Regions from separate parts of the Homo sapiens genome. Here all the other regions are linked to region 1. A link is a contact called in ENCODE Hi-C or POLR2A ChIA-PET data. All regions are on one chromosome and are shown on one strand. Each heading gives the region's core, a stretch centred on a gene start or an enhancer-like site at or near the end of the contact. The rest is flanking DNA. Distances are from core to core; before and after follow the strand shown.

The links. Hi-C counts contacts between places; a loop is a spot of excess contacts on that map. ChIA-PET counts read pairs that join two places held with the same protein, here RNA polymerase II (POLR2A). Pooled maps may share reads with other maps.
Region 2: a loop to region 1 is called in a map of ascending aorta, with 4 times the contacts of the local background. The contact joins the enhancer-like site here to the promoter of LINC02872 in region 1. A Hi-C loop is called at or near these places in 4 of 168 maps with a recorded cell type or tissue (PC-9, ascending aorta, transverse colon and 1 more) and 3 of 50 pooled maps. POLR2A ChIA-PET finds 5 or more read pairs at or near these places in 2 of 52 experiments (GM12878 and MCF 10A).
Region 3: a map of pancreas shows a loop between it and region 1 (4-fold over the local background). The contact joins the enhancer-like site here to the promoter of LINC02872 in region 1. A Hi-C loop is called at or near these places in 9 of 168 maps with a recorded cell type or tissue (Right ventricle myocardium superior, adrenal gland, cardiac septum and 6 more) and 7 of 50 pooled maps. POLR2A ChIA-PET finds 5 or more read pairs at or near these places in 1 of 52 experiments (H1).

The regions. Positions count from the first base shown.
Region 1 is chr9:87,147,287-87,150,488 of GRCh38, reverse strand. It overlaps LINC02872 (long intergenic non-protein coding RNA 2872), which reads right to left and starts at 1,845. Exons shown (of 2, transcript NR_161226.1): 1 at 1,591-1,845. RefSeq lists enhancers at 1,226-1,733, 1,734-2,242.
Region 2 is chr9:87,197,532-87,200,610 of GRCh38, reverse strand. LOC105376126 (a long non-coding RNA gene) reads left to right here. Exons shown (of 15, transcript XR_007061642.1): 13 at 2,490-2,675. Among named protein-coding and RNA genes, the nearest start is that of LINC02872, 50 kb to the right of the region's middle. RefSeq lists an enhancer at 250-751. Within about 2 kb of position 1,715, at least 5 of the 41 ENCODE cell types and tissues checked have a DNase peak (open chromatin) inside an H3K27ac peak, as active enhancers do; they include ascending aorta, where a contact is called at or near this core.
Region 3 is chr9:87,086,607-87,089,699 of GRCh38, reverse strand. No RefSeq gene overlaps it. Among named protein-coding and RNA genes, the nearest start is that of LINC02893, 46 kb to the right of the region's middle. Within about 2 kb of position 1,285, at least 2 of the 41 ENCODE cell types and tissues checked have a DNase peak (open chromatin) inside an H3K27ac peak, as active enhancers do; they include heart right ventricle, where a contact is called at or near this core.

The DNA.
Region 1 (3,202 bases), core at 596-3,095:
TGTGTGGGGGCCACTTGAGGGCTGTCTTTCATGTCAATCTCAGCCATTCCTCAGGAATTTCTATTTTCTTTTTGACACTGCCCAAGTGGCAATCCCACCCTGTCCCCTGTCCCTGACCTTGGACACGGGGAGCAGCACTGTCCCACGGAGGGGGAGACAGAAGAAGGGAAGATGGTGAGCCCAGCCACTCCTCAGCCCAATTGGGTTTCCTCAGCAACATCTTACCCCAGACTGTCCTCTCTCTTCGCTCCTCTGCTCCAGACAGGATGGTTTCCATGTGCTGCTTCTCTGCGATCTTTCTTTCCTCTTATGTCTTTCATTATGAAACCAAAGTGCTAGAGGGATTGGGGACTATGGGGGACCGACAAAATCCCATGTTCATGAAGAAGGAAGAGAATGCTCGTGGGAGGGGGGCTGAGGCCTGCAGACATGGGGATGGAAAGTTGCCGCCTTAGTCATCTGAGGCTGCTCTAACAGGATACCATACACTGGGTGGCTAATAAGCAACAGATGTTTGTTCCCACAGTTCTGGGGGCTGGGAAGCTCAAGAGCAAGGCACCAGCAGATTCAGCATCTGGTGAGGGTCTGTTTCCTGGTTTGTATAGAAGGTGCCTTTTCCCTGTGTCCTCATATGGTGGGAAGGGCAAGGCAGCTCTCTGGGGCCTTTTTTATAAGGGCACTGATCCCACTCATGAGGACTTTCATGCCCTGATCATTTCCCAAAGGCCCCACCTCCTAATAATACCATCACATTCAGACGGCAGCAGCCTCCTCTTCATTCTGAAAACCTCCCTCAATAACAATCTTTGTTTCAAAAGGATTTCAAGGCAGAGATTTTGATACCCACTGGGGCTTTTATCCTGTTTTTCAGAGGTTTGAGAGGGTTGACAACAGCTGTGGTTGGAATAAGAGGAGTTAATGGTAATGGAAAGGAAGTTGACACCTGAGGAGGACAGTTGGGGTCACAGGATAAAGTGCCTACAAGGTTTCTATCACTGGGAAAGCTGACTGGCTAACCCTGGCTGCTTGGAACGCCGTGTCTATGCCATTCCACCTTCCTCGCAACTTGGCAGGTCTTCATCCAGACTCCATCCCTGCATTACCTTTCCTGGTCTCCATTAAGATGCAGCCTTCCCGAGGACAAGGGAACTGCTGGGCGACTTAGACAGTGAGGCCCTTTGCTGCTCATCACAACCAGCGTCTCTGGAACCCCAGAAAGGCAGCCTGGGATCAGGCGGAGGCAGACATTACTTATGGATGAAGGGGTAGAGAGCGAGTCAAGGGGTAGAGAGAGGGTCTAGGTGTAAAACGGGCACCAAACCACCACACAGGACTACCCCAGTCAGGATAAAAGGTGAGGCTATTTAAGCATCAGAACGTGCTCCCTCGACCCCAGAGCCTGCCCAGAATGTTGGGGGCTGCCACCTGCTTGCCTGCGAGGCCTCCATGCTCTCGGGCGCTCATGTTCCCATCTGCTTGCTGCAGCACTAATGAAGAAACTCGACTGCCAGGCATGCTTGGAGGAATAACTCATGAAACAGATTGTAAAGCCGGGGCCCATGACTTGCTCTTTTGGGACTTGGCACTTACGTCTCTTTTTCCATTTGCACCGACTGAGCAGGAGGCCAGGCCTCCCCGCCCGGGCCTTGCGAGCGAGGCCCCTTTCCTCTGTCCGCCAGTTCTCCCACTCGGCCCCCACACCCCCAGGAGGAGATGCAGGGGAGCTCTGCTGACGCCGAGGCCGCGCCTGCTCCACATTCCAAGCGGGACACGGCCTGAGTCCCGTGGGCCCTGCCCGGAGGCCCCTGGGTGTGAATCTGTTTCTCCCCTCTCGCTGGCTGCCGCGCCGCCTTCAGGCTTTTTTTTTTCTCGCTCTCTCTCGCCGTTCCCCGGGCAGGCAGCGTCTGCTTTTCAGCGCGCGGACATTTCCGGCTGGCGGGGGACAGAAGGGACCGCGGCCAGCCAGTTCCCGTTCCCGTTCCCGCCTGGCTGCAGGCGCAGCTGCGATGACTTCATGACTCTGCAATGGCCGCGGGGCCGGGAAACAGGGCCGGGATTGTATTAACGGGATGGAAAGTAGCAAGTTTGAAAGAGACCCGTGGCAGACTCCACCTCCTGCCTTACTACCTTTTTTTCAAAAATTGCTCTTATCTCCAGCAAAAACTCCCTGAGTGCCTTTTCCCTCTCCTGGCAGCACTGGAAGGAGGGCCGCCTTGGAAAACGTGTCCTCCTCAGACCTGAGTCCCCCGGGCCCTCCTCAGCCAGGATCAATGTAGAGGGAATGCCAAATACTCAACCGCCTTTAGGTGGGGTTTTAGGTTTGAGGGGAAATAATGAAATTTTGCATTTGAATCTGAAAATGAGTCTGGCAGCCTGAGTGGTTGGGTGAAGAAATGGCCCTGTTTCTCCTATTAGCTTGTCCTCCCACCTCGGGGAGAGTCTGACCCGGTGAGGTGGCCACAAGACCCTAAGAGCCCTGCTCCACCGAGTTCCAGAACGCGGAGAACTGAGACCCAGGCACCACGTGACTTGATTGTCAAGCTGCCTGACATTTCAGTGTGGTGGCAATGGACCTGGTGTGCCTGGGTGGGAGGAACATGTGGACATGGATTGTCAGATATGACTATGTACGTGGTGGCATTGCTTGTGATGGTGAAAAATTGGATTGTTTATCAACAGGGAATCAAACAGGGAATAAGTAAAGTGTGTGTGTGCTGTATTTATATGATGGAATTGTATACAGCAGTTAAAATAAATAAAAGTGATCTAGTTGAACTAGCCTGGGATAAGGCTCAAAAAAAAAATGAGCAATTTGCAGAATGAAACTGCAGTATGAAACCATTTATGTAAGAAAAGAATGAGGGCGAGGGAGAGAGAAAGAAGAAAAGAAAAACAAGAAAAACCCTCATGAAGAAATACCGCTCTCTGTGCTGCACTATAGGCTACTATAGACCATATATAAAAGGACTGCAAGGCTAAATCCCCAAACCCCAAACTATCCAAGGGGAGGGTTCAGAGGGATAGAAATTGGAGAATGTGGTCAAAAGGCACTTTTGAGTAAATGTCCTAATATTTCAGAAGAGAATGAATTCACTTATTTCTTATGTAATTAAAAATTCATTACAAAATAGGGGAAAATGAAGTGTTAGTGGTTTACAAACTTCATCCATCCAGATTGAGCAGATGTGGAGCTTTGCCATTG
Region 2 (3,079 bases), core at 466-2,965, 50 kb before region 1:
CCCCCGCCCCCTGCACTCCTACCCCATGGTGCTGCTTTCCCACCAACTGGGAAAGGATAACAGCACTTTAACAGATTGAATACGGAAACAGAAATGGGAATCCAGCTATCTGCTAATAAGCCAGATATTAAATTAATGAGATTTGCAAAACAGTAAGACAATGCTACCCTTCTCATTAAATATTTTTGGTTTTGGAAAATATACTTACTATTCATATAAGTATGATATTTATGACAACATGTAATATATTTATTGTTATCTTAAGTAAGTTTAAAAAATTATCAGTTTTAATTTCAAATAGAAAACATCAATAAACGCTACCTATATAAAACAGAAGCTTTTTGGGAGCCTTAATAATTTTAAGAGTGTGAAGAAGCACTGGGACTAAAAAGTCTGAGAACCATGGCCTTTCATATATCAAGGATGTGAACAGATCTTATGCTACCAAGCTTTTGTCATTCTATTAGGCAAATGGTAAGTTCCTTAGAAAAGAATTCAAACACGCTGGGCACGTGTAAGTGTTTAAATACTTTGACAAAAGCCACCATGAGGGGCTCCATCCTTAAGGTGCCACAGTCGACTGAGATTACCTCTAACAGTCCTGAGCCAGCTTGCTCTAGAAACTATAATGCATGTGCTGTTAGGGAAGAAGCCGGAGAGCTGAGGATGAGAGAAGCTGGTAGCTATGGGGCCCAGAGAAGGGAAGGAGAGCCCTGGGATTAAATTAATAAGTTTTGGGGAAATACTTGTGGGTAGGGGTCCTGGGTATCTACAAATTTCCTCCCTTTAGCATTATTCCTTGAGAGCAGAAAACCCATTTGCAGAATTCAGCTACTGCCTGCACTGTGGTTTTTGTGAAGACAGTAATTAGTAGCTTGCAGTGGATTTCATGTGAAAGTTATAGTGGCTCCAGGCTAGACCAGAGATGGATACATGTCCAAATGTTTAAGTCAATGTTTAAATGGCCGAACCATAAAACGTTTGAATTTGATTCCAATTCCTGTAAAGCAGACCCCATCTTGCAACTTCTTGGGACTATATTCTGCTTCTCTCACAGTTCGTTGACAAAACCTCTTTCCTGCCAACAGAGGTTTATTAGCACATTAGTGCTCGCCCTCACATTCCATTTTGAGAAAAACCTCACATACCCACAGCCAAAAGTCATTTTCATTCTATTTGCAGAAGCCAAAGAATAGCATCTTCATATCACTTTGATCAGAGTTACAGTCTCCATAAGAGAAGAAAAAATTGCAGCAACTCTTCAATGACACAGTTTTTCTTGGACTACTAGAGGCGCATCAGTGATAAGGGTGGAGAGATGTACAGTCCTGTTTTGGGGTCCAAATAAGTCCCTTTAACATTAATACCCAAATTTCAATGATTTATTTTTCCTTCTCCCATTGAATTGCATTGTTAAAATTACCCTCAATGATTTCAGAAGTCCTCAAAATAGGGTGTCTCTGTTATGCTAACGAAGGGGCCCAATCACCTTGGAAATGAACTTATAAGAGCCTTAGTTAGCCATCTAACTAAGTATCCTCCCGTTCTAGCACTTTAAAAATTCTACTTAGCGTTATCTGGAATTGTCTTTTTAATTTATACCAGTGTGTGTTCTGACTCACTCCTTCCATTAGAATATAACTCCTGGAGGCAGAAATTCTGTCTTGCTCATACTATTTTCCTGGCACCTAGAACAGTGCCTGGCTTTCAGTATTTGTTGAGTAAAAGAATGAAGTTACAGTGCCCCTTCTGAAAATGCTTTTTCTCCAGGAACAGTCATGCTCCTCTGATGGAGTCCACACTGAACCTCAGTTTTAATCTCTACTAACATTTGTGGTTGTATCTTTGCAAGGACAGGCTCAGAGAGAAGCATAAGGTGGGGTTTCTGCCACGGAATTGCCTGTAGTCTACTTGAGTGCTGTATTGTCAGTTAGGGTCCTGCAGGAACAGAAGATAAACCCTCATTGGGTAATTTGAAGTGAGGCTGATAAAGGGACTATCTATAAAGATATGAGCAAGGTTGAGAGGATCTAATGAAGGATGCTACTATTCCCTTCAGCTAGTAATGACAGGGAGCTGTTGTCTCCCCATAACCCCAGGAATGTGGTTCTAAGGAGAGGGCCAGCCAAGTGGACCTGGAATACTCCAGAGGAAACACGGCCAGCTTTGCCATGTGCTTCCATGACAGAGCCAGAATTATGAAGGGAAGCCAGAGAAGCCGAAAACTAACAGGGGGAGAAGGGAGAGAAGAGGGAGAAAGAGTAGAGAATAAAGACTTCTTGGACCTGCATGGTGTGAAAAGAAATGCCTTATGGTCCAGCATCTTCTGGATTCAGCGTGTGTTTGTGATTGTCTGATAAGAACATTGCAACGCTCTCAACACCGTGACAACCGTCATTCCCCAGTCGATCCTGAAAAAGTATCTGTAGATCCTTAGGTCTCTGGAGTATTTAGAGTATAGCATCTCTTAATATTAATCATCTTTACAGGAGAACCTTCAGGAGTGAGGCTAACTCATCTGTGCCACTTAATGCCGGAGTAACAAAGCCCCCATCCACTGAGGACGGAGAGAGCAGATTGTAAGGAGAGAGCAGATTGTGTGGAGAGGCAGGGGTTTCTGTCACGTAGAAAGCATCTTGTACAATGTCTGACACACAGCAAGTGACCAAAATGTGGTGAGTAATAATGATATCAGGCTCCCGACAGGTAACTTGACTCTTTTAGGTTTCTGAAGCCGGTCTAGAAGCAAGCTGAGCTGGACCTATATCAGAAGACCCCAGCAGCCCTGCCCCGAGTTGTACTCAGCGGCAGAAAATCCAGCCAAATTCACACTCAGGCAGTCTGGCTGCAGCATCTGCTCTCTAAACCTTGTGGGTGCCCCACCCGTAGCCCCTCAGTACTTGCTGTTCTTGGACACACCAGAGGCTGCTTACTGCCAGCCTTATGCTCTCTCCTCAGGGCTTTCTCTGGTTGCAGGCACAAGTAGACCAAAAGTACCAGAGAGTTAAAATCCAGGAACATCTCTCATCTAGCAGCCTAGACTTGGTGACTGAGTACTCCGAAGAGTCTCTGCTCAGCT
Region 3 (3,093 bases), core at 36-2,535, 60 kb after region 1:
TTCTCCATGTTCTGCCAAACTTCATGAGCTGGTTACACAGATGCCATCTAATGCAGTACAGGAGGGGCCATCAATGCATCCACCTTAACTCATTCAGGGTCCCATCGTTGCCATGTGTGAGTCCCAGCAGTAAGAGTGAATGATGCTGTCAAACAAGAGCCAACATTCAGGACGACTGTCATTGCACCCTAACATCTAGAGTCTTGGTGGCTTAGCTGCAATTAGGTTGGGAAATAATATGCCTCCCACCTCATAGATGGACACAAGCTTCTCTGCAGCTCATGCCAGATGATGGCCAGGACTCTCCTATCAAAATAAATGGATATCAAAATTCCTTTCCAGGAGGAACATGAGACATGGGATTACTGACAAGGAAATGCAAGATAGTCAAGGATCTTCAGACAATCATGTTCTGGGAAGCTTGAGGTCATGGTAAGAGCTTAGAATGGGGACTTTGAGAATTGACTGCAAATCCTGCTCCATTACAGACAAGCTTTTGACTTTGGAAGAATCTCAAAATGGAGAATTTGAGCCAGACAATTTCCAAAGTCCTTTCCAATTTCATCTCAAAAAACAGAATCACTGAAAACTGAATTTGTTCTGCAACGTGCAGTTGACATAACAGGAATTGTTACTGCCTCAACAAAGCATCATACTTCTACTTTTAAAATAGAATGGAATATAACCCAATTACCATGACAAAAACTGGTCATAGCCATCCTAACACAACCAGACTAGATGCATGAAGTGTTGCAGCAAGGAAGGAAGCCATAGGATCAAAAGAATTAACAGACATCCTGACCTACAAATTCACAGTGTGGATGCTGCCACTGTGAGGAGGCGAATTAGCTGCTCTGGGCTTCAGTCTGAGAAGGAGAACAACAGAGCCATTCTCTTGAGTGGGACATCAGGATCCCAGACAGGGGCGGTCATGCCAATGTAGCACAGAAAATCTCATTTGAATAAATGATTAATTTCATCCACGAGAGAGAAAAGAGATTTGGGACGTTTGACTCCTGGGCATATTTGGGTGTAAGGAGACTGTACAGTGATAAATGAACAATTGCCAAACTTGTAACTAAAACATGCATTCTTTTTAATAGCTTCCTGTATTGCTGAATTGGGTGGGGGAACCAGTGCTGATGGAAGCGTATTTCTCATCCAAATGTATATAGTATCCTCTCTCACTTTGCAGTTTCTGCAAAGTCCCTTGGGAACCAACCCTTGGCATTGTGACTTGGGCTGGCTGCACTTGGCTGGGGAACAATTCTGGAACCAACATGCCAGTTGTCCAACACCAAGGGTGCTGTCAGCACTCTGAAGATAGCAACCCTGATCATATTTGTTTTGGCCTCTCAGCCTCAAGGGCAGATGGTTGTCATGCTGACTGAGAGAAAGGTATTGTGACAGGAGCCAAAGCTAGCCAGTAAAGGACTTTGGGAGGCTTCCACACAAAATGACTATTTTCTAGAAACTTTCTAGACATTTCTAGAAACAAATGAGGCAGCAATCTGAGGATCAAAAGTTTTCTCAAATTCACGGTGCAGCAGGACTCAGGTTTGAATGGAGGCCAATAGGAATGTGACGTAACGGGCTCCCTCTTGGGTAGAGGTAGCTTCACGACCCTCACCTTGGAAAATTTCATCCCATCCCCTCATATCATGGGGATTCGTCTGGTCGATGTGGCTTTGGGGCATGGTCAACTTCTCTTGCATAAGAGTTAGGGGGAAAACCTTCATGAGGGGTCCACAGAGTGTCACAGATGGCCCTGAAGTTGCTGGACTTGGTATAGGCTTTTCCTGAGAATTCAGTAGCTCCCAAGAGAAAGAGTGAGCTGGGGTTCCACAGGGCCACGATTCCTGATGGGAGCAGTTCTACTTTTCCACATTCTTGATGAGCTCCTGTTTGGAGGAATTACTCCTTGTTATGATATGCAAACCAGAAAATATCTATTGGGCACCTATTTGGCACCCAGCACTATGGGATGACAGGATCCTCAAGGATCTCACCACCTAATCATGAACTTGAACTCTGATTAGGGGCTCACATGCTAATCACATCATCCTACTACAACATGGGATTGTCAGTGGACCACTTAATAACACTCATAAATGAATATATTGCCATTTCTAGTAGTACTTTTATTTTCTAGCTTAGCTCCTAACCTTACATATATGAGTTTTCTAGGGCTGCCATACCTAATTTCCACAAATTGTGTGCCTTAAAATAACAGAAAGGTATCCTCCCACAGTTCTGGAGGCCAGAAGTCTGAAATCAAGGTGCTGGCAGGGTGCCACTTCCTCCAGATTATGAGGAAAGATTGTGACTCCTTCAACATATGGCAGCTGCCAACATTCCTTGGCTTTTGGCTCCATCACTCCAGTCTCTGCCTCTGTGGCCACATTGCTTCCTCCTCTTCTCCTATCTGTGGCTGTCTTGGGAAAATATATGTGATTGCATTTAGGGGTAATTCAGAATACCTTTTCTCATGATCTTTAATGTGATCACCTTGGCAAAGCCCCTTTTTCCAAATGAGGTCCATTTAGATGTTCTAGGAATTAGGACCCGGACTTACTCTTTTGGAGACAACTATCTAGCCCACTACATCTTATATTTTACAGTTTTCAAAGAGATCTCACATGCACCATTTTATTTTATCACCTTAATATATTTACAATCCCAGAGCTTGAAAAAAGTAATCCAACTTTGAAATCTTTCCCAACTTTGATTTTAAAATATAATTTTCACAACTCTATGGCTCACCAGCCTTTTACTTGCCCTAAAAGATGGGAGACAGCCCCATTTATGCTGACCTTTGTCATCTCCTTCCTCTCCACGTCGGTAAATACTTTCAGTTCTTTTTCAGCTCCCTCCTCTCATTACAGCCCTTTATAACTAAGCAGAGTGGGACTAGTGCAGAGAAGCACAGGACACACAATTTAATGCTTGTTTCCTGCTATTAGCTGCCAAGCAGACTATGAAGTGTTTTTTGGCCTCTGGCCTCTAGCTCTTCTGAAGATCTGTTAATGAATATATCAGCTTTCCATAGCTGCCACAAATGACCATAAATTTAGTGGCTTAAAATAATACAAA